Regions from separate parts of the Homo sapiens genome. Here regions 1, 2, 3 and 5 are each linked to region 4. A link is a contact called in ENCODE Hi-C or POLR2A ChIA-PET data. All regions are on one chromosome and are shown on one strand. Each heading gives the region's core, a stretch centred on a gene start or an enhancer-like site at or near the end of the contact. The rest is flanking DNA. Distances are from core to core; before and after follow the strand shown. Region 1 holds the start of TAF5 (TATA-box binding protein associated factor 5). Region 2 holds the start of ATP5MK (ATP synthase membrane subunit k). Region 3 holds the start of SFXN3 (sideroflexin 3). Region 4 holds the start of ARMH3 (armadillo like helical domain containing 3). Region 5 holds the start of MRPL43 (mitochondrial ribosomal protein L43).

Region 1 (5,940 bases), core at 3,248-5,747, 1.3 Mb after region 4:
TGGGAGGATCACCTGAGCCCAGGGAGGTCGAGGCTGCTGTGAGCCATGAATGTGCCACTGTACTCTAGCCTGGGACAATATAAAGGGAGTGTAGAATGTCTCATTGTGCTAGAAATTAAGAAGGAAGTGCTCAAACAATTATGTGGCCATGTCAAAGAAATACAGGAGCCAGTTTGAAGGAGATCCTAATGATCAAATTTGTGACAATATCAAAATAAAAATGTTGATAGTAACTGTGTGAATAAATAAATAGGGAGACAGAAAATTATTATTTTTTTTGAGACAGAGTCTCCTCTGTCACCCAGGCTGGAGTGCAGTGGCATGATGGCGGCTCACTGCAACCTCGCCTCTTGGGTTCAAATGATTCTCCTCTCAGCCTCCCAAGTAGCTGGGATTACTGGCGTGAGCCACCATGCCAGGCTTTTTTTTTTTTTTTTTTTTAGTAGCGATGGGGTTTCACCATGTTAGCCAGGCTATTCTCAAACTCCTGACATCAAGTGACCCCCACCCCGGCCTCAGCCTCCCAAAGTACAGGGATTACAGGCGTGAGCCACTGTGCCCAACCAAGAGATGGAAAATTTCTTCCTTCCATTAGAAAACCAACTAATAAGTGTAGGAGAAATGATGAAATTAGAAAAGCACCAATTGGTAACCATGGTATTAATAACTGACGCAAAAAAAAAAAATTCAGCAATGGATGCTAAAACTAGTGTGTGAAAGTGTGAGGGGTTATGCCGGGCGCAGTGGCTCACGCCTGTAATCCCAGCACTTTTGGAGGCCGAGGCAGGTGGATCACGAGGTCAGGAGTTTGAGACCAGCCTGGCTAGCATGGTGAAACCCTGTCTCTACTAAAAATACAAAAATTAGCTAGGTATGATGGTGCACGACTGTAGTCCCAGCTACTTGGGAAGCTGAGGCAGGAGAATTGCTTGAACCTGGGAGGCGGAGGTTGCAGTGAGCCGAGATCACACCACTGCACTCCAGCCTGGGCGACAGAGCAAGACTCCGTCTCAAAAAAAAAAAAAAGAAAAAGAAAGTGTGAGGGGTTATAGAATTATTACTATTATTATTTTTTAAACACAGGGTTAACCAGGTGCGGTGGCTCATTCCTGTAATCCCAGGAGTTTGGGAGGCTGAGGCGGGAAGATCACTTAAGGTCAGGAGGTTGAGACCAGCCTGGCCAACATGACAAAACCGCATCTCTACTAAAAATATAAAAATTAGTTGGGCATGGTAGTGCACACCTGTAATCCCAGCTACTCGGGAGGCTGAGGCATGAGAATCACTTGAACCTGGGAGGTGGAATTTGCAGTGAGCTGAGATTGAAAAAAAATTAATTCAGGCCGGGCGCGGTGGCTCACGCCAGTAATCCCAGCACTTTGGGAGGCCGAGGCGGGCGGATCACGAGGTCAGGAGATCGAGACCATCCTGGCTAACACGGTGAAACCCTATCTCTACTGAAAATACAAAAAATTAGCCAGGCATGGTGGTGGGCGCCTGTAGTCTCAGCTACTCGGGAGGCTGAGGCAGGAGAATGGCCTAAATCCAGGAGGTGGAGCTTGCAGTGAGCTGAGATCCGGCCACTGCACTCCAGCCTGGGCGACAGAGTGAGACTCCGTCTCAAAAAAAAAGAAAAAAAAAAAAAGAAAAAAAATTAATTCAGTTAAGATCAATTTAATGGGTCACACTCAGTATTTTATTTTATTTATTTATTTATTTATTTTTTTGAGCTGGAGTCTCGCTCTGTGGCCCAGGCTGGAGTGCAATGGCACAATCTCGGCTCACTGCAACCTTCATCTCAGCTCCTAAAGTGCTGGGATTACAGGCATGAGCCGCCACCCCTATCCCTAGATTAGCTTTGCATTTCAGTCTCGGGATCACTTTTGAACATTATGCTTGCACTTTCTTAATCAAACATTTACAGAACACCTTTTAAAGTGAAGTAGAAATAACCAATGGTTATTTATTACATACTAGGTATTGCATATGCATTACCTCATTTAATTCTCAAAACACTATGACGTAACTACTATTATTTTTTTGTTAGAAATTGGGCAACTGGGGCCAGGCGTGGTGGCTCACGCCTGTAATCCCAGCACTGTGGGAGGCCGAGGCAGGTGGACCACCTAAGTTCGGGAGATCGAGACCAGCCTAACCAACATGGAGAAACCCTGTCTCTACTAAAAATACAAAATTAGCTGGGCCTGATGTGGCACATGCCTGTAATCCCAGCTACTCGGGAGGCTGAGGCAGAATAATTGCTTAAACCTGAGTGGTGGAGGTTGCAGTGAGCCGACATGGCGCCATTGCACTCCAGCCTGGGCAACAAGAGTGAAACTCCGTTTCAAAAAAAAAAAAAAAAAATTAGGCAACTGGGACATAGTAAATTAAGTAACTTGCTCCAGGTTATTCAGCCAGTAAGCAAGGTCAAGCCAGGTGGTCTGTGCCTGTAGTCTCAGCTACTTGGGAGGCTGAGGTGAGAGACTGCTTGAGCCCAGGAGTTCAAGGCCAGCCTAGGCAATATAGTAAGGCTTCAGATCTCTAATTAATAAAATAAAATATTTTTTAAAAGTAAGCAGGGTCAAAGGACGCTGGTAAGACCTCAAAACCAATAACTTGAACGGCTGTGCTAGATTTTCCCAATGTCTCAGGCTCACTTTTCTCGTCTGTACCTATTCCACAGAGTTACAAGTTTCCAATGAGATAAAATATGCAGGAGGGTTTTATAACCTATGAAGCACATTGCAAAATGGCATATATGATTTTTTTTTTTTTTTTTTTTTTTCCTGAGACGGAGTTTTGTTCTTGCTGCCCAGGCTGAAGTGCAATGGTGCGATCTCGGCTCACTGCAACCTCCGCCTCCTGGGTTCAGGTGATTCCTCTGTTTCAGCCTCCCGAGTAGCTGGGATTACAGGTGCCCGCCACCACACCTGGCTAAATTTTTATATTTTTAGTAGAGATGGCGTTTCATCATGTTAGCTAGGCTGGTCTCGAACTCCTGACCTCGGGTGATCCACCCGCCTCGGCCTCCCAAAGTGCTGGGACTACAGGTATGTGCCACTGCGTGTGGCCATGATTTTTAAATATACAATTAAAATGGTTTATTTGTAATAACGGATAATAGCATGAATACATAACGTACATATTTCACAACCACAACATTCTGGTATTTAAAAACTTTTTTTTTGAGACGGAGTCTCGTACTGTCGCGCAGGCTGGAGTGCAGTGGCGGGATCTCGGCTCACTGCAACCTCCGTCTCCCGGGTTCAAGCTCTTCTTCTGTCTCAGCCTCCCGAGTAGCTGGGATTACAGGGGCGCACCACCATGCCTGGCTAATTTTTTGTATTTTTAGTAGAGGCGGGGTTTTGCCGTGTTGGTCAGGCTGGTCTCTAATTCCTGATCTCATGATCCGCCCGCCTCGGCCTCCCAAAGTGCTGGGGTTACAGGCGTGAGCCACCGCACCTGGCGTTAAAAACTTTTTATTGAAATGTAATGTATACGGGCCAGGCGCAGTGGTTCACGCCTGTAATCCCAGCACTTTGGGAGGCTGAGGCCGGTGGATCACCTGAGGTCAGGAGTTGGAGACCAGCCTCGCCAACATGGCGAAACCCTGTCTCTACTGAAAATACAAAAATTAGCCGGGCGTGGTGGCACACGTCTGTAATCCCAGCTACTCGGGAGGCTCAGGCAGGAGAATCGCTTGAACCCAGGAGGCAGAGATTGCAGTGAGCTGAGATCGGGCCACTGCACTCCAGCCTGGGCGACAGAGCGACACTCCGTCTCAAAAGTTAAATAAATAAATAAATGTAATGTAATGCATGCAGCTCGATTAACTTTTACAAAAGTAAAAATGACAAAAAAAAAAAAAAAGTAAGCACTATTCAGGTCAAAATGTAAAACTACCAGTATCTCGGAAGCCTCCCTCTGGCAAATGGTATATGTTTTTGAGTTAAATACGTGGATTCGAATGTTGACATTTGGACTTTCTTCTTGCCTCTGGTAAGTTATTTAACCTCTCTTGGTTTCAACTGAGCCATCTGCGAGGTGGGGATAATATTACCTCATAAGATTATTTAATTGTAGCAGGGCGTGGTGGCGCATGCCTGTAATCCTAGCTACTGGGGAGGCTGAGGCAGGAGAATCGCTTAACAGCCTGGGCGACAAGAGCGAAACTCCGTCTCAAAAAAAAAAAAAAGAAAAAAGAAAAAGATTATTGAATTGAAGGAGATCACATAATGTAAAACATCTATCATAATGCCTAAATATAGCTGGCCTGCAATAAATGGCAATTATTCTCAGGCAAATGTAATAGGTGGTCACCAATGCCCACTTCCTGCCTTTCTTTCGCTCGGTTTTGAAAGTTGCTCTCTTTCCTATTCCGTTTCTCCTTCCTTTTCGCTCCTCCTACTGCCGTAAATGGCCTACTAGAGTTGTCGTGAAATGCTCCTCCCCGCCCTCCATGTGGCGAAAATGCAATCACGCTTGACGGCGCGAGGTGGCTCAGCCGCAAGATGGCGGCGCTGGCGGAGGAGCAGACGGAGGTGGCGGTCAAGCTAGAGCCTGAGGGACCGCCAACGCTGCTACCTCCGCAGGCGGGGGACGGCGCAGGCGAGGGTAGCGGCGGCACTACCAACAACGGCCCCAACGGCGGCGGCGGGAACGTTGCGGCGTCGTCGTCCACTGGCGGGGATGGCGGGACCCCCAAGCCCACGGTGGCTGTCTCCGCCGCTGCCCCGGCGGGGGCGGCCCCGGTGCCCGCCGCTGCTCCGGACGCCGGCGCTCCGCATGACCGACAGACTCTACTGGCCGTGCTGCAGTTCCTACGGCAGAGCAAACTCCGCGAGGCCGAAGAGGCGCTGCGCCGTGAGGCCGGGCTGCTGGAGGAGGCAGTGGCGGGCTCCGGAGCCCCGGGAGAGGTGGACAGCGCCGGCGCTGAGGTGACCAGCGCGCTTCTCAGCCGGGTGACCGCCTCGGCCCCTGGCCCTGCGGCCCCCGACCCTCCGGGCACTGGCGCTTCGGGGGCCACGGTCGTCTCAGGTTCAGCCTCAGGTCCTGCGGCTCCGGGTAAAGGTGAGCCGTGGGGTCCCGGGTAGGTACGGCCGCCGCGAAGGGGAGCAAGCCGGTAAGGCAGGGGCTGGCAGGCCTGCACCTCTGCGGGCTTGTTTTGAATTTCCTGGGCCCGCCTCTAGGGCCACATGCCCGCCCCTTTCTCTAGTGCGCGGGCTGCGCAGTCAAACCCCCTTCCGAGCTGTCAGTTCCAGTGAGAAGCTGAGGAGAGCTGTTGAGCAGAGGGATGTATGGGGAAGGTGAGCGCGGAGAGGCGGGATCTTCACGCTCTTGGTCCCTTTCCTTTCATTTGGGCTTTTGAGCCTTGGGCAGGTCCGCATGACACTAACAGTGTTTGTACAGTTTCGTACTAGCGTACTTTAAGTACTGTAAGTACTTTATTTTCTCTTTATTTCTTTAGTTCCTCTTAAAAGATGTGTTGATAAATACTTTATAGATTTTTTTTTTTTTTGAGACGGAAACTTGCTCTGTTGCCCAGGTTGGAGTGCAGTGGCGCAATCTTGGCTCACTGCAACCTCCGCCTCCCGGGTTCAAGCAATTCTCCTGCCTCAGCCTCCCGCGTAGGTGGGACTACAGGCTCCTACTGCCACGGCCGGCTAATTTTTGTATTTTTAGTAGAGGCGGGCTTTCACCATGTTGGTCAGGCTGGTCTCGAAATCCTGACCTCAGATGATCCACCTGCCTCGGCCTCCTACAGTGCTGGGATTACAGGCGTGAGACACCGCGCCCGGCCGCCATACAATATACCCTTGTAACAGTCCTGCACATCATGTACCCCCTGAATCTCAGCTAAAAGTTGAATTTTTTTTCTTTTTCTTTTTTTCTTTTTTTGAGACGGAGTCTTGCTCTGTCGCCCAGGCTGGAGTACAGTGG
Region 2 (5,871 bases), core at 1,469-3,968, 1.3 Mb after region 4:
CAAAGATGGTCAATGAAATACTGTTTATGAAAATCTTAAAAGTCCATCTATAGAAGACTGATTAAAAAATGATGGTTTCCATTAAACGACACACAACAGGCACAGATCTTTGTGTACTGACATGGGAAGATGTCCCAAGTAACGTTCAATTTTGTAAGAAAAAATCTTATTTCTGGATTTTATAAAGCACGTCAATGGTTCTGGGTCTTGTCCCTAGACCAGCAGCATTAGCATCACTGGAAACTTGTTAGTGCAAATTCTTAGGCCCTACCTATTGAATCAGAAACTCTGGGTCCAGGAATCTATTTTAATAAGGCTTCTAGATAATTCTAAAGCATGCTAAAGTTTGAAAAATACTGCAGTAAATGAAATAGAAAAATAGTAAGTGTATTAAAAAAAACTCTGGAAGAATATATAGCAAAGGCAGCTTAATCTATAGTACCTGTGTATTTTACAAAGGCATGAATTTCTTTTATAGACAAGACGTATTCAAAAGGTCACCAGAACAAGAGCTGAAAATTCGTATGCATGACCGCCTATCTACCACGACCGACGCCACGCCGAGTCGATTGGCAACACAGACGAGCCGGTCGAGGTCCGGTCGAGATTGGTAGGCAGTGACAGTGACTCAGCTGGGTCTTGATGAAATGGAAGAGGGAGATATCTGTCAGGGAGTCATTACTATGGAAACTGGAACTCCCCCATTCAAAGGCTTTCAGAGGCATTCTTGTGTAAAGAATTGGCAATGAAAATTTGAGAAAAATGACCTTAATTTTCAAGTTTCAAGAAGGTTCTTGGAGCAATGAAGGAAATCCAAACTTCCTTAGGCCTCTTCAGAGACCTTGGCCAGTCTAGCCCAAGTAGGAAAATCTCCATTAAAAATAACTTTATACACTTGATCTTAGCCAACAGAAGCGATAAAAGCAACTTTATAATGTAGCTATCAACTGTTCCACTTTACTAAACTTACTAAAGACATACTTCCCCCCGCCCCCCGCCCCCCCACCAGCTCCATTCATTTCATGATACATTTTTGGATTCACTTCTTAGGGTTTGAAGTAGGTTTTTAGGAGAAACGCTACAGAAAATAAGGGCTTCACTTTGACCATTAACGAAAACCTCCACTACATTACATCTAACTAAACTTTTTAGGAGGATATGCCCAACAATACTACAGCGCTTTAAATTTCCCTTTAATTTACACACAATATGGGAGGAAGGCTGATGTTTTGTGATATCCCACAGAAGACTAATTCTGATTGCAGGGAAGTGCATGGTTCAAGAACTGAAATCAATCACTCAAGTTAGTCTGGGTCTTAAAGGAGGAGGACTCTTGAGAGGCTCAAATGGAGGGCCAAATGGGGAACGGGATTGTTGCTGGTGAGATAATGGAGTAAGGTCGAAAAATTTGGTTCTGCACTCTTCAGCACGGTGCAGGTTACTTTAGGGCAAAGATAAAGGAACCCTTGTGTTTACAGTGCCCTTTGTAAGACTCCTAGTTGTGATTTAATGTTGTTAAACGGTGGTATGTTTTAATTAAGTTGCTAACTGCCCTTCTTGAGACAAGGTCTCGCTCTGTCGTCCAGGCTGGAGTGCAGTGGCGCGATCTCAGCTCACTGCAATCTCCGCTTCCCGGGGTCAAGCGGTTCTCCTGCCTCAGCCTCCCGAGTAGCTGGAACTACAGGCGCGCGCCACCACGCCCGGCTAATTTTTGTATTGTTGGTAGGGACGGGGTTTCACCATACTACTCAGGCTGGTCTCGAACTCTGGACCTCAGGTGATCTACCCGCCTCGGCCTCCCAAAGTGCTGGGATTACAGGCGTGAGCCACCGCGCCCGGCCACTAACTGCTCTTAAATGTAACTAATCCTTCCGTGCCTCTCTCCACCTGTGAGATGGGCACTTTATTAAAGGTCCAAAGTGACCAGTAGCTCTTGTTACTTTCTCTGTTCCTCGATATTGCTATTTTCCTTTCTAACTTAACACCTACCTGGAATGGTGAGATCACGAGGTAAGGAAGGCAAAGATGAGTGAGAACCACTCAGGTAACAGAAGCAGCCTCTTGCATTCACGGAGTTTACAGCTCTCTGTTCTGGTTACCTCCTAGGAAAGGCCTTCCCACTGATCGTCTATAGACTGAAATCTAACCCTTTTACAGCGGGCCTGGCGAACTGTAGGGGCCGGGCCACATTCACTCGCTTTGAAAAAGGCTGCAGCGCACCTAAAGGAGGCCCGGCTGGCCAGCTTCCTAAAGCACAGCTCGGTGGGAACAAACAGCTATGGACATACAGAAGAAAAGAGGTTAATTCGGCCGGTGATGGGGATCAGAAGCCCTAGTCCTCGTCCAATATTACGTCACTGGGTGACCTCGAGGGACGCTTCGCGGAGGGCCTCATTTTTCTCCACTGGCGAATGCAATCTAAGGGTCTTCGGAAACTGTGGGAGCCCTTGGGCGCACCTATCCGCCTCACCTCGAGGCTTCTCACCCGCTGGCCGCCCCCTTGCGCCCCTCGTTTTTTCTAGCTCCTTTCCCATTCCCCACCGTTTCTCTCCTCCAAAGCTAAGAACTCGAGTTGCTCCTCGGCCAGAAACGGCGGGCGGTCCTGCAACGTGCAGGCGCCAGGTCCAAGCCCGGACTCCCCTCTTCACCCACCTGCCAAAGCCGCAAATTCCGCAGCTGGTGTCCTTCAACGAATGTAACCACCTCTCGGCCCGGCCGGAAGAAGCCACCTCCCCCGCACGCGTTTAGCCGGCCCCCGCGATTCGGCCTAATGCGACGATTGGCTATGGCTCCAAATCCCGCCCTTCCGATTCCTGTCTCTAGGTCACCTCCGCAACACAGCAACGGAAGTAGGGTGTTGAGCCCGCCCACACTTCCGGAAGAATTGCACTGGACTGTGGGTATCCTGGTCTCCGCGTGTGTGAGTACCGCGGCGCGAGGTTAGTGGTAGCTGGGTGCAGACGCCGTGGCGCTGGTGAGTAAAGGCAGAGGCGAAAAAGGAGGAAACCTCATGGCTGTCAGGTCTGTCCCAGGCCTGGTTCCCTGCCAGGCACACGCTAGATGAGTGTGGTTCGGCCACCTTAGCCCCGCTTCGAAGCCGGCTCTGTTGTAGCAGCCCCTGTAACCCCAGGCTTTGTGTTCGGAAAGTAGCCTAAGTATCTTCTGTGCCCCTGGATCGCCTTACTTTTCAGAGCCTCAGTTTCCCCTTGCTTGAAAGGAAATTAAGGGTGAAATTATCAGCAAACTAGACCCCCCAAACTTTCCTGTTTCTATGAATCATATACCCATCCCTGATTCCATATCCTTGGCCCCACCCGGTCATCACTTCTTTAGTCTAAAGCCCTTGTAGAGTCTTATTACCAAGTGTCTGTCAGAACTAACCTCTCCTGTCTTCTGTTTTCACTTATACCCAGTTCTGGTTCTCATGGTTTCTCTGCTGTACTGCATTTGAATCCTTTTTTTTTTTTTTTTTTTCTGTCACTGAGATAACAGGAAACAGTGCATTTGAATCCTTCTACCGAATTTACTTGCCTTCAATACTGTCTCTCTTCATGTCCAATCTATAGCCTGCAGTATATTTTTCTTGCTTACTGTTCTCTCGCTTTCCCTGCTTAAGTCTCTGACTTGCCAAAGCAAACTACCCATATCTAATTCAAGGTCTTCCACAAAAAAGCCCAACTTCTCCTTTAATTTTTTTGAGACAGAGTCTCACTTTGTCTCCCAGGTTGGAGTGCGGCGGCATGATCTCAGCTCACTGCAACCTCCGCCTCCCGGCCTCAAGCAATTCTCACGCTTCAGCCTGCCTAGTAGCTGGGACTAGGCGCAGGCCACCACGCCCGGCTAATTTTTGCGTTTTTGGTAGAGACGGGGTTTCGCCATGTTGACTATGCTGGTCTCGAACTCCTGACCTCAGATGATCCACGCGCCTCGGGCTCCCGAAGTGCTGGCATTACAGGTGTGAGCCATGGTGCCCGGCCTTCTTTAAAATTTAACTTCAATTTTTATGCTTTAATCTCCCAGTGGTCTAGTTGAATAATTCCTCAGAGACAACAGCAAGCCTTTGAGCAGTTGTTTGATAGGGAAATTGCTGGTGTTTATTGAAATAATAGGCTTTTCCCATCCATGTCTTTTCTCACATTCCCTTTCTACCTGTCAAGCTTCTGTTCATCTTTTACCCTTAAGCTAAAAAAGATCTTCTTTATGAAGCTTGCCTCCTTTACTTATCCCTTCCTACATTGCCTTATCCCTTCCTACATCTTTGTGATCATTTATAATCTGATTTGCATTTTAAGTTACTTGCATAATTGTTTTATCTTCCAAAAAGTGTGCATGTTCTTTGAAGGCAGAGGATTATATATTCATCTGTAGAGCTACAGTGTATCTCTGACTTAACTGTAGCTTCTTAGTGAGTATGTGCTACATTGAATCTATAACTTCTTTTTCTGGAAGAAGGTGGGTGGACTTGTGGTTTTGAAGCAGAGACCTTTGGAAAGATGAAGTATGGATTATTCCGGGCCTGACATCTAAACCATCTATGTTGTAGTCCTGAATGTTGTCTAGCATATTGCTGGAACGTTCTGTCTCTTGCCCGTTGATAACACCTTTCTGAAATCTGCTACCAAGACAACATGTCACCATTATCCTTTGCATTGTTTTTAGGAGACCCAAACATGGCAAACCTGGAAGAAAGCTTCCCCCGAGGAGGTACAAGAAAGATCCACAAACCAGAGAAAGCTTTCCAGCAGTCAGTTGAACAAGACAACTTATTTGATGTAAGTAGTATGCTTGTTTGGTGACACTCACTGGAAACTTTTACTGTAGTGTCTTGTGAAAAATGAGCCTTATTTGAGAATGTGTTATTTTTCCAGATTTTTTTTGCATTGAAGTCTACTTCTATAAATTTAACTCATTTAGAGAGGCCATACCACCACAAGGCTGTATCTTTTGAAGCTTGGCATTTAGTATTAAAGTACTGTTATTAGCTGGGCGTAGTGGCTCATGCCTGTAATCCCAGCAGTTTGGGAAGCCGAGGCAGGCGGATCACTTGAGGCTAGGAATTCAAGAGCAGCCTGGCCAACATGGTGAAACCCCGTCTATACTAATACCAAAACTAGCTGGGCATGGTAGTATACCTGTAGTCCTAGCTACTTGGGAGGCTGAGGCATGAGAATTGCTTGAACCAAGAAGGTGGAGGTTGCACTGACCCAATATTGTGCCACTGCTCTCCTGCCTGGGCGACAGAGTGAGACTCTGTCTCAAAAAACACACAAACAAAATAAATAAAGTGCTGTTCCTTGTTCTTAGACACTCTTTGCCATGTGCCATGTTGATTAAGGATGGAGAGGAAGCAGTTTTTTTTTTTTTTTTTTTTTTGAGACGAAGTCTTACTCTGTTGCCCATGCTGAAGTGCAGTGGCGTGAGTAGCTGGGATTACAGGTGCCTGCTACCATACCTGACTAATTTTTGTATTTTTGTTAGAGATGGGGTTTCACCATGTTGGCCAGGCTGGTCTGAAACTCCTGACCTCAGATGATCTGCTCACCTTGACCTCCCAAAGTGCTGGGATGGCAGGTGTGAGCCACTGCACCCAGCTGATGTTTTTGTTATTTTTGTTGTTGTTTTTTCAAGAGATGGGGAGAGATGATGTTTCACTCTGTTACTCAGGCTGGACTTAAACTCCTGGGCTCAGTCGATCCTCCCTCCTTAGCCTCCTGAGTAACTGGAACAACAGGCATGTTCCACTGTGTCTGACTGATCATTGCATTTTTACAGGGGTTCCTTGCCACATGTAATGGTCAGAATTTGCATTAGACTTCACAGTCTCACCTAGACTAGGCTGTGCTCCAAATGCTTGGGGAAAGGGAACTAACA
Region 3 (5,680 bases), core at 3,181-5,680, 1.0 Mb before region 4:
GCAGGACAGATGTGGGGGGCCAGGGCTTTCCCAGCTGATTAGATTACACAGATCTCAGGACACTTTCAGCCTTAGCCAAGGAGCCTTTTACTCCCTTGCTACCAACCCTCTCTCCTCAGGGCCTCACTGGGGCCTCCCTAGGGCCCTAGGTCAGGGAATGTGAAATCTGAGATTTTCCAGGAGCCTGAGCCCTGCAAGGATGGAATCTTCTCTACCTCCACTGCCCCAGCCTCTCCCCCAGGTGCTCCACTGCAGCCCCGGCACTATCCTTGCTTCCACTCTTGCCGCCTTTAGCTATTCTCTATACAGTACCCAGAGTCAGCTTTTACATTAGCTCATGTCTTTTCCCTGATTAAAAACTTCAACACCTGTTCCTGCTTCTAGAACTCCAGTCTCCTCACCATGCCCTATAAGGCCCTGCCTGGGCTTTCCTCTGCCCACCCCTCCGCCCTCCCCTCCACCCTCCCCTCCCTCACTGAGCTCTGGCCACACTGATCTTCCTGTTCCTCATGGAGGCCAAGCCCTTCCAGTGTTCCCTCTGCCTGCAGTGCTCCTGCCCAGGCCTTTAGAAGGTCAGCTCCTCTTCCTCGTTCCCCTCCTGGCTCAGACACCACTTTCTTGGAGAAGGCTTCCTGGAGTGTCCTCCCTTCCTCCCAGTGAGTACCTCTTGTAGGGCTTCTCAAAGCGTAATCCTGGATCAGCAGCGTCAGTGTCATCTGAGAACTTGCTAAAAACGGGAATTCCTTCGCTTTACCACAGACCCACTGGACCAGAAGCTCTGGGACTGAGCCCTGCAATCTATCCCTGAATGAGCCTTCCCGGCAATTCTGAGGCATCTGAGGTTTGAGAAGCACCATTCTATCATGTCATCAGATGATCACATTCTGACTCTTCCCATCCTTTGTCGTCGTTCGCTTATTTGTGATTTATCTGTCTCTTTTCACTAGACCATAAGTTCAATCATGGTGGGGACTTCGTAATACTCTTCTAGTATATCTCCAATATGTTGGACAGTGCTTGGTATTTGATAGGTATTTTTTTTGAATAAGTGAAAGAATAAATGGATGGATGGATGGTCAAACTAGGAGAGTGAGGAGAAATGCATTAAGGGTAATGCTTTCCTGGATTAAAGGTAATGCATTTTCTCTGGGACCAGTTGAATTTAAGGAGCTGGTGGGATCTCATGGGGCCGATGTAGGTGGCAATGTCACCGTTTATTCCTTATCAGTTACTTTACTCCCCGGGAGTGATCTAAATAATAACATGGGGCAGGGTTCCAGGCTGCGGTGACTTGGGAGATACCTGTTCTCAGGCAGAGGGGAGAATTCTGAGCTCAGAGGGTCCCAGTCCAGTCAGAGGAGAAGCCAAGTGGTCAGAGCAACTCCTCAGTCCCTCACTGCTAGGAGATGCTGCTTCCTTGGCTGCACAGTGGCGCTAGCATGAGGCAGAGGGAGAAAGCAATCATGAAACCCCTGGAAGAGGATCTTTAGAGGGACAGTATAGGCCAGGCATGGTGGCTCATGCCTATAATCCCAGCACTTTGGGAGGCTGAGGCCGGAAGATCACTTGAGCCTAGGAGTTCAAGACCAGCCTGGGCAACATGGTGAAACTCTGTCTCTACAAAAAATAAAATAAAATAAAATTAGCTGGGCTTGGTGTTGCATGCCTATAGTTCTGGCTACTCAGGAGGCTGAGGCTGGAGGATCACTTGAGCCCAGAAGTTTGAGGCTGCAGTGAGCTATGATCACACCACTGCACTTCAGCTTGGGTGAGCGACAGAGCAAGACCCTTTCCCTCTTAAAAAAAAAAAAAAAGACGTTATAAACAGCGCTTGCATCATACATGGGCAAAGGGAAGGGGAGAGAGAGAGAAACAGAAAGAGTGTATCAGAGGGAGTATAGCATAGTTCTTTTAATAGAATGGGACTAATAAAGACAGTTATGCGGTGCCTGCTTCCCTTTTCCCCAATGTCTCCTAACTCCTCTGGGGACTTCTGCTCCCTCACCAGAATGACCGTGGTGACCCTCAGCAGTGCCCTGTGCTCACCAGAGGGTGAAGCATAGACTGGTGTATGACAGGGGTGAGCGTGCCAGGGCACTGGTGGAGGAAAGCCTGCTCCCTGAGCAACATGCCCCACCCTGCTCCAGTGGCCTAGGGAGGGGAAGAGAGATGCCCTGCTGGGTCAGAGGGGGAGGAGCAGGGCCTGAACAGTCCAGTCTGGGATCCAGCCAGGGGAGCTCTGCTGGCTAAGAAAGAGGAGAGGAGCTGGAGATATTTATCTGGTCCTGCTCACAGAAAGCTCAGACTCAGGGGGCCTGGCTCCGCACCTGGCATTCTAGGTCCTGTCTTGCTCATCAGCTGTTAGTCACCTCACATCTGTCACTACAGCCAGGCTGGCTCCTAAGTGCCCACCTACCATGCTCCATGCTTTTCACTTCCAGCCTTTGTTGGTGACAGCTCACCCCTGCCACCAGCTGTTCTTATTGCTCTGTCCTGCTACACTGTAGATTCCTGGAAGGTGAAGAGGGAGCCTGATTTCTCTCTAGGTCCCTTGTAACACCTCCCCAGGGCTGGTATAGAATTGTGCTCCATGAAGCGGCATTAAGCAACTACATAAGCTTAGGTCTCCCCTTCCCTGATGGAGCTCCCTCTCCACCCTCAACCCTCCTCTTCTGAACATTTGCTGTGCTGCCTTCATTCCCCTCCTTCAGCACGGAAGCCCTGAATTCTGTCTACCCGCTTGGGCACTGACTCCTCGCAGCCCAGCACAGAGCTTGTCACACAATGGACTGGTTGATGGAGGATGTCCTTCTTTATCCTGCCCCATCCCCCAGAAGTACACACAATGGATCTGGAGAAGGGCAGAGCCCATGGGAGAGAGGCCAGTTCAATCCCCTGCCTTGTCCACCAGGGGCTAGCATACCACACGCATGCCTGTCCCTGCTGCCATGGCCTTCTTTCCCTCCTCTGACCCTTCTACGACCCTGGACCCCTGCAGGATTGGCCTGGAGGAGAGGCCAAGGGCAGGTGAGGAAGAGTGTATGGGTTCCCAGGCGGCCTGCCACCTCCCTGTGACTCCCATCTCTTGAATTCCCCCAATCATACTGGCTCTGCCTCCTCCTGCTGAGTTCCCATTGTCCCCTACCCCCACCCTCCCCAACCCAGGCCAGTGGCTGGGTCCCGCCCCTACCTTCGATGGGGGAGTTGATGAGGATGACGCGTCCCATGGGCGATGAGGCTCGGATTCCGCGGGGGGGCCCGTTCAGCAGCCGTTGTTGCTTCCTTAGCAGGTATCGCGTTGCGGTGGAGCCTGAGTCGCTGCCTAGGTGGCCTCGGGAGGAGAGGGAGCTCAGAGAGCCGGAGCTCAGGTCTCCTAGGCCCAGTGGGTCGAAGCCCACTGCGAAACCCTGCGCCATGGCGGCTGGGCTAGGGCGGCACCCTACAGGTCCAGAAGGAATCTGCTAGCTCTGGAGAGGCCAGCCCTGCGTGCTTCGAGCTCCATGAGCCTCTGTGCGGGGCTGGGGTCTCAGTAACGTGAAGGCCCTCGCTTGCGATGCCTCTCAGAAGTGTGAGCTCCAGGCCTGGGCAGGGAGAGCAGGGATGAGGGAGGGGTGTAAATGTTTCCCCTGCTGCCCCCTAAAACTTCCACCCCTCCCCCTGGTTTAAGCATCCTGCCCTCCCATGCCTTAGGCCCCCCTCCTGTCTCACCCTAGGCCAGAGAACTGCCCCGTCCAGGCACCATCTTGGACTCTCGCTGACTTTATACAAGGCAGGTGGGAACCTTTCACCCCTCATTCCTGCTCGGGGCTGAGTCATCTACTCCCGTCCCCAGTCCTCAGTAGAGGTTGAGAGTGGAGTTGGGATTACTGCGGGCCCTGGGGCTTAGAGAGGTGTGAGACAAAAGAGAGGTCAGGACAGCTCATGGCATCACCTCTCTCATGCATATGCGGGCATGGAGGTGGCCCGGGGTGGGGCGGGGGCTGCGTGGGGCGGGCTGGGCCTCGAGGATAGGGCTTCAGGACCTTAGACAGCTGAGGCCCAGGAAGACCCCCAGACACCCGCGGGCTCCAGGCTGCGGCTCCGGGTCTAAAGAGGCTGCATGAACCTCTCCCAAGCTTTGGGGAGGATCTGCTGGAGAGGGGTCCCACGACATCCCGCGCAAAACCCAGGGCCAGTTCCCTCAGAGAAGCTCTGGGACCTAGAATGAAGCACCCCAACATCAACTCGGCCCTCCAGGCCCCCCACCCCTTTGTGCCTGGTCGGCCTCACCTGGTCGCTGGTGTGGCGCCGCCAGCCTTGTCAAACCACCCGCAGGCGAGAGCTACTGCCGCAGCCGGCAAACCCCACCCACGCTGCGCGGAGGCTGCGGGAATTGGGCTGGCCTGCACCGCCCCGGGCTCCCATTGGCTGGTAGGGCCGCCAGTCATTCTATTCCGGCACCTCCCTTAGGCGCCAGGGACAGCCGAGCGTTACCTGGTCCCGGGCAGCGGAGTTCTTTACCCACCCCAGTTCTGGTTCTGACGCCCTAGCTCATTCCGCAAATTTAGGGCTTGGGTCTGGCTTGTTCCCCTCCGGCTCGAACCACCTCTTCTCTGAGCCGAGCCAGCTACCGGGGCTCCTGGAATTGCCACCCCTCCCTGGGCACCCTTGAGGCCTCCGTGGAGGGACGTCACGGGGCAGAGCGGGACGTGAGCCTGAGTTTGCTGCAGGCGTGCTCTGTGTGGTGGCTGGGTGAGTTGTGAGTATGTGCGTGGCGGAGGGGGTGCCTTCTTCACTTGCATCCTCCTCCTCTGTCAGAAGGCGTCTCTGGCTACCCAGTTCTGGAATGGTCGCAGGGTGGGGCAGCTGGTCCCAGGACCGGAAGAATCCTAAGAATCCTTCTGATGCACTTGCTCGGATGCAGACCGCGAGGTTCCTGGGGTCGTCTGCCCCTCCACATCTCAGGGGTGGGGCTACGGTCTGGGGTGCAGGGCTAGGGGTTGGGAGCGTAAGGAGACCAGGGACACAGTGGAGCTAGGGGTTACAGAGGGGGAGCAGGGAGAGGGCTGGGGACATAGAAGAGGCACAGGCACGACAGGAACGGGGCTGTGAAGTGATGCGAATGCCGCGCTGCTACAAGAGGAGCTTGTGGATACTGGGGTAGGAGCCCAGGGGGACAAGCAAGCCAAAGGCCATTGCCAAGGCAGCCATCAAGTAAACAAGCCAGGCGGTAACCCGAGTCCCTCCCGGCGCGCCAGCAGAGGACCGCCCCTCCACACCGCCCACCTGCGCCCGGGGCTTTCTCTCTGGGCACCTAGACCGCTTGCTGCAGGGCTGGGGGTCTGCTGAGGCCCGCCAGGGGACTGTAAACCAAGGGAGCAGCGCCCGCGGCTCCAGCCCCTCCTCCCTTTGGCTGGGGAGGGGGCCAGAACTGATCCCCGAGGTGGGATTGGCTCTGGGAAGCAGCTTAGGGCCTGGTCCAGGTGGCCCAGGCTGGGGGCATCGCCTCGAATGACACCCACCGCCCTCAGGTTCTGCCAATCCCCGTGCCCACCGGGTGGGCGCGGCCGGGAAGCTCCTGCCCCTCCCTGCTGGTCGGCGTCACGCGTGACGTCCCGCGTGATGGCTGGGAGGGCCCGGCGGCGACAGCGGAGGCAGAGAGGAAGGCGGTTCTGAGAGCTTCAGAGAGCGATGGAAAGCG
Region 4 (5,530 bases), core at 2,688-5,187:
CCCACCGAAAGACAGTCTCCCTCTGTTGCCCAAGCTGGAATGCAGTGGCACAATCACAGCTCACTGCAGCCTCAACCTCCTGGGCTTACACGACCCTCCCACCTCAGCCTCCTTAGTAGCTGGCACTACAGGCTCACACTGCCACACCCGGCTCATTTTTGTATTTTTTGTAGAGACAGGGTTTTGCTATCTTGCCCAGGCTAATCTTGAACTCTTGAGCTCAAGCAATCCACCAGCCTCGGCCTCCCAAAGTGCTGGGATTACAGGCATGAGACACCTTGCCTGACCCCATAATCTTCATAAAGGAAGCCCAAAAGGTACCTGCAATCTTGCAAAGTAAACTGATTTCCTGCTACTTGAATAACACTTATTAAGACCTTATAAATTACATAAGCATAGTGTAAGACAGAAAGGGACCAAAAAATTACTAAATTACAGTCCCTGCCTTGAGAAGCTCACTATTAAGTGGAGGAAGTGCATAATCTGCTACTTCCTTATAGACAAATAAAATAAACATTTTTTTTTCCCCAAGACTTTTTTCATATATGCCCTCACTCAAAGCTGGTGCCAATACATTAAGCTCACCAGGTCTCTCACTTCCAGCTGCCTACTAAGGTCTCCATCGGTACATCCTACAAGCAACCTGAGCTCGGCATACCAAACCATATCCCCTATGCCTCTTTCCATACCCTAACCTTTGGAAACCTGCTCTACTTTTTCTAATCCATATCCTGTCAATGAAATCCCCATACATCCACTCTCTCAAATTAGAAATCCTAGCCCACTCTCTTCCTAAGAAGTTGAATCAATCTCAGAAGTACAGTATTTCCAAAATCCCCTCCTCTTCATTCCCACAGCTACACTTTCTTCAGACTCTCAGTCAATTGCAACAACTCTAATTAGTCTCACTGCCTCATTCTTCATTACTTTAATCTGCATTTCTGTCACTCCCTAACTTAAAAAAAACTCCTCAGAAGCTAAAAAAAAAAAAAAAAAAAAAAAAAGAGAAAAAAATTCCAATGACTCCCCACTTTCTTTTCAGTCTCACCTCCTAGCAGTTTCCCCACCACACATCCTGTTTGGGACAAATTTCTGAGATTTAAAATAATTTTTTTTCCTCTCACATCCTCACCAAGCCTTTGCAAGTACTGTTCTCTCCAAATGAAATGCCTTTTCTTTTTCAGAGATGGGGTCTCGCCATGTTGAGCCAGCTCGTCTCAAACTCCTGGGCTCAGGCAATCTACCTGCCTAGGCCTCCCAAAGTGCTAGGATTACAGGTATAAGCCACCAGGCCGAGTAAAAATGCCTTTTCTTACTTGTGCAATCTCCTACTCATCCTTCAACACCCAACTCAAGTATCTCCCCCCTGCAAAGATTTCCCTGACTCTCCCAAGCAATGGCAGTATTCCCATTACACTGTATAAATTTTTTTTTTTTTTTTTGAGAGGGAGTCTCGCTCTGTCGCCCAGGCTGGAGTGCAGTGGCACCATCCCGGCTCACTGCAAGCTCCGCCTCCTGGGTTCATGCCATTCTCCTGCCTCAGCCTCCTAGTAGCTGGCACTACAGGCGCCCGCCACCACACCCGGCTAATTTTTTGTATTTTTAGTAGAGACGGGGTTTCACCATGTTAGCCAGGATGGTCTTGATCTCCTGACCTTGTGATCCGCCGGCCTCCGCCTCCCAAAGTTACATAGTAAGTGCTCAATAAATGTGTTGAATAAACAGTTCACCCTTATATATCCTGGATCAATTTTTGGCCATTTTCCCCAAATGTTACAGATTCCTAAACTGTGCTCAGTGTGAGATTCCAAATTTCATAATGACTGCTTTGAGGTTTTCACCTTGTTTTAATTATCCAAATGTTGAACAAGTCGGCTGGGGGCAGTGACTCACTCCTGTAATCCCAGCACTTTGGGAGGCTGAGACGGGTGGATCACGAGGTCAGGAGTTGGAGACCAGCCTGGCCAATATGGTGAAACTCCGTCATTACTAAAAACACAAAAATTAGCCAGGCATGGTGGTGCGCGCCTGTAGTCACAGCTACTCAGAAGGCTAAGGCAGAAGAATCGCTGGAACCCGAGAGACGGAGGTTGCAGTGAGCCAAGATCATGCCACTGCACTCCAGCCTGGGCGACAGAGCGAGACTCCGTCTCAAAAAAAAAAAAAAAAAGTTGAACAATAAATTGTAATACCTAAAAGTCCAATGAAAACACCTTAAAGGCTTCTCTAGTCACTGAAATGGGTATTCCCCCTTTACAGTCGTAACAAGAGGGATCCCTCTTTCCCTTGACTGTGATCTGATATCCTGAAAGTCTTCACACAGAAGCTATTGTGCACACAAATCCAACTTAAGGTACACCCAAAATAATTCCAATCCTGCTAAGTTACGGGCAGGGACACAAATCATATTTACCCTAGTTTACAAAGCAACTAAAGGATAGCAAAGAAAAAGCTCTCACTAAGCTCAAAACTTTTTCTGGCCGGGCGCAGTGGCTCACACCTGTAATCCGAACACTTTGGGAGATCGAGGTGGGTGAATCATCTGAGGTCAGAAGTTTGAGACCAGCCTGGCCAACATGGCGAAACCCTGTCTCTACTAAAAATACAAAAATTAGCCGGGCGTGGTAGCTCACGTCTGTAATCCCAGCTGCTTGGGGGGCTGACGGGGAAGAATCGCTCGAACCTGGAAGGCGGAGGTTGCAGTGAGCCGAGATCACGCCATTGCACTCCAGCCTGGGCAACGAGAGCGAAACTCCGTCTCAAAAAAACAAAAAACAAAACAAACAAACAAACAAAAAAAAAAAGGCCGGGCGCGGTGGCTCACGCCTTTAATCACAGCACTTTGGGAGGCCGAGGCGGGCGGATCACCTGAGGTTGGGAGTTCGAGACCAGCCTGACCAACATGGAGAAATCCCGTCTCTATCAAAAATATAAAATTAGCTGGGCGTGGTAGCGCAAGGCTGAGGCAGGAGAATCGCTTGAACCCCGGAGGCAGAGGTTGTGGTAAGCCGAGATCGGGCAACTGCACTCCAGACTGGGCGACAACAGCGAAACTCCATCTCAAAATAAATAAATAAATAAATAAATAAATAAAATAAAATAAAAAACTTTCTGGAGAGGAAGAACTGCGGAGGGTCGGATGATCCAGTGACATACATTTGGGTATGGCCCAAGTTTCTGCTTCCCCATTCGCCAGGGGCAGCACGCCTCAGCTTCTCCTTCTCCAGGGGACCAGGTTTCTCTCTACTTTTTCCTTCCCTATACCCTCCTGGGAACAGGTTCCTTTCCTGGGCTCTCGCCGAGTAACCCAAAGAAAACACAGTAGCTTCACTGATTCCGTGTGAAGAGTGGGTTAAAGCCTGTCAGAGCCTGGAGAGGGACAGGACTGGAGCCCTTCCGGGACACCTGAAGACTTCGCACAAACCCGCTTTCCTCTATCCCTGAGATTCTCAGAGGTGCCTTGCCCTACGCCCGCACCCCAGGACCAAGAACAGCAGGAGAGGAAGCTCTCGGGGCAGCTGGCGGGGTCAAAGGTCAGCACCTCGGAAGCCAGAAGGCCCCGCAGGGATGCGGGAGAGGGACGTGACCGGGACCGTGTGGTCCGAGGGACCGGCCGCTGGAAGAGCGAAGCCGTTTCTCTCTAGGCTCGGCCGCCCCCAGGCCCAGCCCTCCCCGGCATACGCAGCTTCAGCAGCCGTCCTCCCTCCCTCTCCCCTCGCGTCCTCGTCGTCCCCGCGGCCAGCGCAGGCCCCGCCCCCAGAACCGCCTCGGGGCCAAGGCCTAGTATGGCAGGACCCGCAGGGTTGGTCAGGTTCGAGGACCGGGCCGGGCCTGGCCGCCGCCGCTTACCGAGCCCGCGGCTCCTCCTCTACCACCCGCGCCGTTCCCGGGCCCGCTCGCTCTCGACGCCACCGACGCTGCCGCTGCTCCGGGCTCACGGGCGCGCTCCCGACCTCCCCGACCCTTCCCGTGTCCCCGCGCCCCGCCGGGTCCTAAAGCCCGGCGCGCAATGGGTTAGTCCACGCCCGCTTCCTGAGACCGGCTCAGACCACGATTCCCAGCAAGCATCGCAAAGACTACAACTCCCGAAAGGCATCGCGAGAAATAAATTCGCAGTGGACTTGTCTATTGAGGGCCTACTGGGTCGCAATAGCAGTTTTCCGAAACATGGCCGACTCTTTGACCTCAGCAATTTTACTTCTAGGAATACATGTATCCTCTAGAAATACTGGCGAAGTTTGGAAAGATATATTTTCCAAATGTGTATTACAACTTTGTACGTGAAAGATTGAAAACAAACTCATTCTTTCAACAAATACGTGTGTGCCTGATAAGTGCAAAGTAGCGTGTAAAGCTCTATTAACTTGGCCAGAAATCTATTTTCTTTTCTTTTCCTTTTTTTTTTTTTTGAGACAGGATCTTGCCCTTGCCCAGGCTGGAGTGCCGCAGTGGCACAATTACAGCTCAGTGCAGCCTCCACCTCCTAGGCTCAAGCAGTCCTCCTGCCTCTGCCTCTGGTAGCTGGGATTACAGGCACGTGCCACCACTCCCTGCCTCTGAGTCTTTGTTTTCTTTTTTTTTTTTTTTTTCGAGATGGTGTCTCACTCTATTGCCCAGGCTGGAGTGCAGTGGTGCGATCTCGGCTCACTGCAACCTCTGCCTCCCGGGTTCAAGAGAGTCTCCTGCCTCAGCCTCCCCAGTAGCTGGGATTACAGGAGTGTACCACCACGCCCGGCTAATTTTTGTATTTTTTAGTAGAGACAAGGTTTCACCATGTTGCCAGGCTGGTCTCAAGCTCCTGGCCTCAGGTGATCCACCCGCCTCTGCCTCCCAAAATGCTGGGATTACAGGCGTGAGCCACCGCACCCAGCCTGAGTCTCTGTTTTTTTATACACAAATGGAAGGTTTAAAAAGATGTGCTATAACAGCAAGAATACTATTAAAAAGAAAAAACAAGTAAAAAAAATAAAATAAGCCAGGCGCGGTGGCTCACACCTGTAATCCCAACACTTTGGAAGGCAAAGGCGGGTGGATCACCTGAGGTCAGGAGTTCGAGACCAGCCTGGCCAACATGGTGAAACCCCATCTCTACTAAAAATACAAAAAATGGCCGGGCGTGTTGGCAGTCCTCTGTAATCCCAGCTACTCGGGAGGCTGAGGCAGGAGAATCGCTTGAACCTGGGAGGCGAAGGTTGCAGTGAGCCAAGATCGCGCCATCGCACTCCAACCTGGGCGACAGAGCGAGACTCCGTCTCAAAACAAAAAAGAAGTGGAGAAGAGTTCTGTGGGCGGCAAGCCACCCAGGTGCCGAGTCAAGAGACCGAAGACACAAGCTGTTCCAGTATAATAAAGAAAATAATTAAAATAAGAATAGCTATATTAGAAATAGAATATAGATGTGATTATATATGAATATTAGTAATCATTAGTTTGTAGCATTACTTTTATTAATAACTTATATTTTACAATTATAATTTAGGAAAACCAGGCCATACAGAGTTAGGAGCTGAAGGGACACGGTGAGAAGTGA
Region 5 (5,314 bases), core at 2,605-5,104, 1.1 Mb before region 4:
TATGTGCTAGCCATTGCCGCGCTTGGTGGCCTCTGCCTCATCCTGGCCTCCTCCCTCCTCTATGTGGCCTGTCTGCGGGAAGGCAGACGAGGGCGCCGACGGAAATACTCACTGGGTCGGGCCAGCCGGGCAGGAGGATCTGCGGTGCAACTGCAGACAGTCTCAGGCCAGTGTCCTGGAGAGGAAGATGAGGGTGATGATGAGGGGGCTGGGGGCCTGGAGGGCAGCTGTCTCCAGATCATCCCTGGGGAGGGAGCCCCAGCCCCACCACCCCCACCGCCCCCACCGCCACCGGCTGAGCTGACCAATGGCTTGGTGGCACTGCCCAGCCGGCTGCGGAGGATGAATGGCAATAGCTATGTGCTTCTGAGGCAGAGCAACAATGGAGTACCAGCAGGGCCCTGCTCCTTCGCCGAGGAACTCAGCCGCATCCTGGAAAAAAGGAAGCACACGCAGCTCGTGGAGCAGCTAGATGAGAGCTCTGTCTGAGCCCAGCCTCCCAGAACAAATGCTCTTCCAAGCCAGCCTATCTGTCCCAGGCTGGGCCACTGCCTCCCTAACACAGCCACCCTCCCTTCATTACCCCCACTCCATACCCTTCTCCCAACTTTTTGATGTCCCTGTAGGGCTGGCCAGTCAGGCCCAGCCAAAGCCCCCTCCTCAGTCTCCACAGACCCACATGTGAGCAGCCCAGGCCCATCGGTGCTCCTCAGAGGTAGGTGCTCCCTCAGGATCAGGTGCCCTGCAGACCCAGAGCCAGTTCCTATCCCCTAACCTAAACACTTATAGGTGAGGACTCCATCCTCCTGTTCCATTCATCTGCCCAAACCCTTTCTCTTTCTCCCAGGCAGGGCTCTGCAGGTCCATATGGGCTCAATGTCACCACCCTCTGCATGGCCCTGTGTGCTGGATGGTCCTGAAACCAGACAAGACCTCTGCCAGCCACCTAAGCCCTGCGTACATTCACATGCACACATGGAAGAATGTTTATCGGCTGGGCTGCAGTGCCCCCACCCTCACCTTCTCCTGGTGCATTCTTGTTTCATCCCTGCTTCTGGACTTGGGGTACCCTCCCAATTGCCACATCCTATCTGGTCCTCTTCCCCAGCCCCATGTGGTGACCTCTTTGTCAAGAGCTTGGGAACGGGCCAGCCTGGGGAGGTAAGACTGCATCACTCCCCTCCTCTCCCTTCCTGTGTGGCCCTTGTGAATCAGCCTCCCCACTCTCCTTGGTCATTCTCAAGAGTATGAGAGACAGAGCTCCAGGCATGTCCCATCCCCATGCACATGTGGTAACACACACCTGTATCACACATGTGCTTACATTTCCACTCACATGCACCTCTGAGCCTCCCTTGCTGTCTTGGACCTGTCTGTTGGGTTTAGTCCGTGGACATTTCAGAGGGAGATCCCCCTCCCATTTAACTGTCCTCACAGGCCCTTGCCTAGGATGGATGACCAACACTGCACTCAATGAGCCAGCCTCTCTTTTGGGGGAATCAAGCATTTGCTTCCTCTAGACTACAGCAGGGAAAGGGAGGAGAAATCTGATGTCTCAACTGGCACATGAAGCCCATTCTTGGAACTATGCAAAGGGCAGAGGCTGGGAGTTTGGACGCTTAGCTCCTACCCCTGTCCTACCTCACCGGGGCACTTTCAGGGGCCAGGGGCCTCTGAAGTCTCTAGGCCTATATGGGACAATCAATTCTGACTGAGCTCCCCCATTCCCCTCGGGTGAGGATGACTGTTATTTTTGTAGCTGAGAACGTGGAATCCCACGGGTTTTTACTGCCCTTCACCCAACCTCTCCCACCTCCACCCCACAATGAATGTATTTATTGTGAGAATGGCTACACTTCTTTAGGAATGCCCCCACTTACAACCAGGTGGGTGGAACAGGCATGTGACAGAGTGGGGAGCCTGGGCTCAGCTCCTCCCCCTGCCGTTGGTTAATAAACACCCTTTTTCCCCACAGCTATGACTAGTCTGCTTCATCTAGATGCGCCCACCCCTGATCACCAGGGGACAGGCTCCTGAGCCTATACAGAAGGTGATATCTGCCTCCAGGATTGGCTCTGCTCCCCAATACAACTATTTGCAGAGGAAATTGGGATCCTCCGCTTCCATCCTGACTCCTTGGCAGGCACACAGGCCTCTTTAGTAAGGTTCACACTATTCATTGATCATGGTGTTAGGGCATGACAAGAAAATGACAACAGTTCAAGAATTCTTACAGGGGTTTCTAGATTTTCATTTCCTGCCTCTCATTTCCCCACCATCCCCCCTTTTTAAACTAAGATTAGAAAATACTCATTAATATCAGCCTTCCTGCCCTTCCCCAAGGTTCTCAGCACCCCCCACCAGCTGGCTCAAGGGACATGGATTTTATTTCTGCACAAAGAGGGACGTGGGGGGAAGGAGATGTATAGCTAAGACCAGAGAAAGCTTGTCAGCCAGGACTTGGTCTGAGAATCACTCCCCTCTCCCTTTCAGGGGTCAGGCCTAGATTAATCACTTGGCCTTTGATACTAACCACCTGACAGTTGTTATATGTTCTGCGTCTAGTTTTAAAATAATGAAAACTGAGGCTTGTGCTTAACATATGCACACATTTTGAAGACAGACCTGAAATGTGACCTTGGATAAGTTTATTAACCTGTTTTATAAATCTGTATTCACACAGATATAAAGTGCCTAGCCCATCACAGCAGAGCTCTCCGTAGCTCAGTGGTTGTTCCAATAAGACATCAGGGATTCTTCAGAAGCCAGCCTTCAGACCTCTCACTGTGTTTTGAGATCATTATTATCAATTTGGATTTAAAAAACAAGGGCCCTGTAAAACCCTTGAAGTCTTCCTCATCTCAGGTTTTAGGGATGCCACTTGCATAAAAATGAGTGGTTCACAAGGTCACTGCCCCCAGAAGCAGGCACTGGAAAGAAACAGGCAGCTCTTCATTATCCCAAGCAGAACCTCTGTCAACTTGCCCATTGATGGGTTCCATTTGCCTGGGCTTGGAATCCCAAAGGGGAAGAACCACCTTTACCGGAGTAACAGTCCAAAGCCTGGGGCTGCAGTTGGTGGGGCAACTCTTCACTGTGCTTGCACCTGGGCTGGGGCAGGATCCTGAACCTCTCGGGGGCGTAGCCCGCGGAACGTGGTCGGCTTGTTGGTGAAGGGGTGCCACTGGCCCTGGATGCTAGGGTTGTCGGTGTGGAAGGGCTTGCGGATGCGGATCACGTCCAAGCCCGACTGGTCGGCCAGCTTCTGCACCAGCGTCGAGATCTCCTCGACCGACTTGCAGTGGATGCTCTCCTCGCGCACAGCCCCGTTAACTGGCAGAAGAGGGGTGAGAGTGGGTGGAAGCTGGCCGGTGCGACCAAGCGAGAAGGAGGATAGCGGGTCGAGCCCCTGATCCCGCCCTCCAGCCCGAGCCCGGCCCCACTCACGGTATTCGGCCACTACTCTGGGCACGCAGCACGGACGCGAGTTTACATATATTACGACCCCTGGATTCCGTCGGGCGAAGTCGATCACCTCCCGCTCCACGAACTCCCTAAGCGACCCGGGACAGTGAGCAGTATGACCCCTGACTGGGGGCGACCTACCCGGGGAGTCGTTGCCACCTCCACACCCACCCCGACCCGCGCCTGCGCACTTCCCTTGGCTCACCTGGCGCCGCGAGACGAGGCGCCGTCGCGGCTGACGCTGAAGCTCAGACGCTGCAGCTGCTGCACATAGCGACCCAGTCCGTTGTGGAGAACGCTGGCCAAGAAGCGGCTCGGAGTCCCGCGCGCCGTCATAGCTACAGCTTGGAGGCCGCGGAGCCTAAGCAGCGAGGAGAGGGGGGCGGGACTAAACCTCGAGGCTTCCGGTTCCGGGACGACCGCTCCCGGAGTTTTGCTTCCGAGGTCAAGGCGAGTAGCATGTGCGGGAGACTCACGTTGCCGGCGAAGTGGGAGAGAGAAAAGTGGTAACCTGGGGCTGGGGGCCGGCGCGGCGGAGCTCGGAGTAGTAGAGCGGAGTGAAGACACGGGGGAGGATAGAGACTGGCATTCCTTTGGGCCGGGGGATTGGCGGGAGTCGTGCTGGGTGCTCTCGCCGTGTTGAGGTCCCAGTGAGGGGAAGGAGAAGCGGAAGAGGGTCTCTAGTCGGGGCCTAGGGCAAAGGGACTACAAAAAGGATGCAGATGACTATAGAAATGAGGACGACGAGGAGATGCTGTGGAGGAGCAGTAGAGGTGAGAAGATGATGCAAAGAAACTGTGTCAGTGAGGAACTGTATAGAGGGTCATAGAGGTGAGGTGGCGGAGAGAAACTAACTAACGGACCATAGAGGTGGGGGAGCCATTGTAGAAGGACGTGGACGCGAAAGGGTCGTGTAGATGGGCATATGTGTGAAGCAGCAACGTAGAGGGGCTGAAGAGGAGAAATTCATGGAGAGAAAGAATGCACCTAGAGTGAGCTCTGCAGAGTGCTGCGTGGGATATCCCTAGAGTTTGGTCTAGTGAAGGCACGCTAACCAGGCACCTAAGGCATTTCAAGTAGTGACTTCCCACATTTGGCTAGGAATGTGGGTCCTCCTCCGAAGTGGGTACCCCCTCCGTATCTTGTTACCCCTGCGTGGGGAGTGGATGGGTCGGAGGGGCCTGCCCCGAAACTTGGCCCCAGGCCCTCCTCGCAGACGTTACAGGAAGGAGACTCTCCAAGCCTTGGATATGCCAGTGTTGCCTGTAACTGCAACTGAAATCCGCCAGTATTTGCGGGGGCATGGGATCCCCTTCCAGGATGGTCACAGTTGCCTGCGGGCACTGAGCCCCTTTGCAGAGTCTTCACAGCTCAAAGGCCAGACTGGTGTTACCACTTCCTTCAGCCTCTTCATTGACAAGACCACAGGCCACTTTCTCTGCATGACCAGCCTAGCAGAAGGGAGCTGGGAAGACTTCCAGGCCAGCGTGGAGGGGCGAGGGGATGGGGCCAGGGAGGGGTTTCTGCTTAGCAAGGCACCAGAATTTGAGGACAGCGAGGAGGTCCGGAGGATCTGGAACCGAGCAATACCTCTCTGGGAGCTGCCTGATCAGGAGGAGGTTCAGCTGGCTGATACAATGTTTGGCCTTACCAAGGTTACAGATGACACACTCAAGCGTTTCAGTGTGCGATATCTGCGACCTGCTCGCAGTCTTGTCTTCCCTTGGTTCTCCCCTGGGGGCTCAGGATTACGAGGCCTGAAGCTCCTAGAGGCTAAATGCCAGGGGGATGGAGTGAGCTACGAGGAAACCACTATTCCCCGACCCAGCGCCTACCACAATCTGTTTGG

Evidence for each region. Hi-C counts contacts between places; a loop is a spot of excess contacts on that map. ChIA-PET counts read pairs that join two places held with the same protein, here RNA polymerase II (POLR2A). Pooled maps may share reads with other maps.
Region 1: a map of CD8-positive, alpha-beta T cell shows a loop between it and region 4 (16-fold over the local background). The contact joins the promoter of TAF5 here to the promoter of ARMH3 in region 4. A Hi-C loop is called at or near these places in 1 of 168 maps with a recorded cell type or tissue (CD8-positive, alpha-beta T cell) and 7 of 50 pooled maps. POLR2A ChIA-PET finds 5 or more read pairs at or near these places in 1 of 52 experiments (activated naive CD8-positive, alpha-beta T cell).
Region 2: a loop to region 4 is called in a pooled map, with 15 times the contacts of the local background. The contact joins the promoter of ATP5MK here to the promoter of ARMH3 in region 4. A Hi-C loop is called at or near these places in 6 of 50 pooled maps. POLR2A ChIA-PET finds 5 or more read pairs at or near these places in 2 of 52 experiments (Caco-2 and GM10248).
Region 3: a loop to region 4 is called in a map of naive thymus-derived CD4-positive, alpha-beta T cell, with 8 times the contacts of the local background. The contact joins the promoter of SFXN3 here to the promoter of ARMH3 in region 4. A Hi-C loop is called at or near these places in 1 of 168 maps with a recorded cell type or tissue (naive thymus-derived CD4-positive, alpha-beta T cell) and 2 of 50 pooled maps. POLR2A ChIA-PET finds 5 or more read pairs at or near these places in 2 of 52 experiments (GM12878 and activated B cell).
Region 5: a loop to region 4 is called in a pooled map, with 8 times the contacts of the local background. The contact joins the promoter of MRPL43 here to the promoter of ARMH3 in region 4. A Hi-C loop is called at or near these places in 1 of 168 maps with a recorded cell type or tissue (CD8-positive, alpha-beta T cell) and 7 of 50 pooled maps. POLR2A ChIA-PET finds 5 or more read pairs at or near these places in 1 of 52 experiments (WTC11).

What each region holds. Positions count from the first base shown.
Region 1 is chr10:103,363,479-103,369,418 of GRCh38, forward strand. It overlaps TAF5 (TATA-box binding protein associated factor 5), which reads left to right and starts at 4,498. Exons shown (of 11, transcript NM_006951.5): 1 at 4,498-5,070. The coding sequence starts at 4,512. RefSeq lists enhancers at 4,314-4,608, 4,361-4,600, 5,731-5,800 and a silencer at 4,731-5,270.
Region 2 is chr10:103,393,757-103,399,627 of GRCh38, forward strand. ATP5MK (ATP synthase membrane subunit k) reads right to left here and starts at 2,719. Exons shown (of 5, transcript NM_001206427.2): 1 at 2,653-2,719; 2 at 1,990-2,276. PDCD11 (programmed cell death 11) reads left to right here and starts at 2,870. Exons shown (of 36, transcript NM_014976.2): 1 at 2,870-2,974; 2 at 4,660-4,772. The coding sequence starts at 4,671. MIR1307 (microRNA 1307) reads right to left here and starts at 645; the gene lies at 497-645. RefSeq lists enhancers at 1,982-2,814, 2,207-2,296, 2,447-2,696, 3,354-3,855, 3,856-4,356.
Region 3 is chr10:101,026,804-101,032,483 of GRCh38, forward strand. It overlaps SFXN3 (sideroflexin 3), which reads left to right and starts at 4,431. Exons shown (of 12, transcript NM_030971.6): 1 at 4,431-4,731; 2 at 5,511-5,679. It overlaps PDZD7 (PDZ domain containing 7), which reads right to left and starts at 4,326. Exons shown (of 17, transcript NM_001195263.2): 1 at 4,270-4,326; 2 at 3,191-3,581. The coding sequence starts at 3,416. RefSeq lists an enhancer at 4,744-4,953.
Region 4 is chr10:102,052,236-102,057,765 of GRCh38, forward strand. It overlaps ARMH3 (armadillo like helical domain containing 3), which reads right to left and starts at 3,938. Exons shown (of 26, transcript NM_024541.3): 1 at 3,850-3,938. RefSeq lists a silencer at 3,638-4,027.
Region 5 is chr10:100,983,643-100,988,956 of GRCh38, forward strand. It overlaps MRPL43 (mitochondrial ribosomal protein L43), which reads right to left and starts at 3,855. Exons shown (of 3, transcript NM_032112.3): 1 at 3,671-3,855; 2 at 3,448-3,554; 3 at 2,627-3,333. The coding sequence starts at 3,801. The coding sequence ends at 3,092. It overlaps TWNK (twinkle mtDNA helicase), which reads left to right and starts at 3,901. Exons shown (of 5, transcript NM_021830.5): 1 at 3,901-5,314. The coding sequence starts at 4,569. SEMA4G (semaphorin 4G) reads left to right here. Exons shown (of 15, transcript NM_017893.4): 15 at 1-1,974. The coding sequence ends at 489. RefSeq lists an enhancer at 3,614-3,683.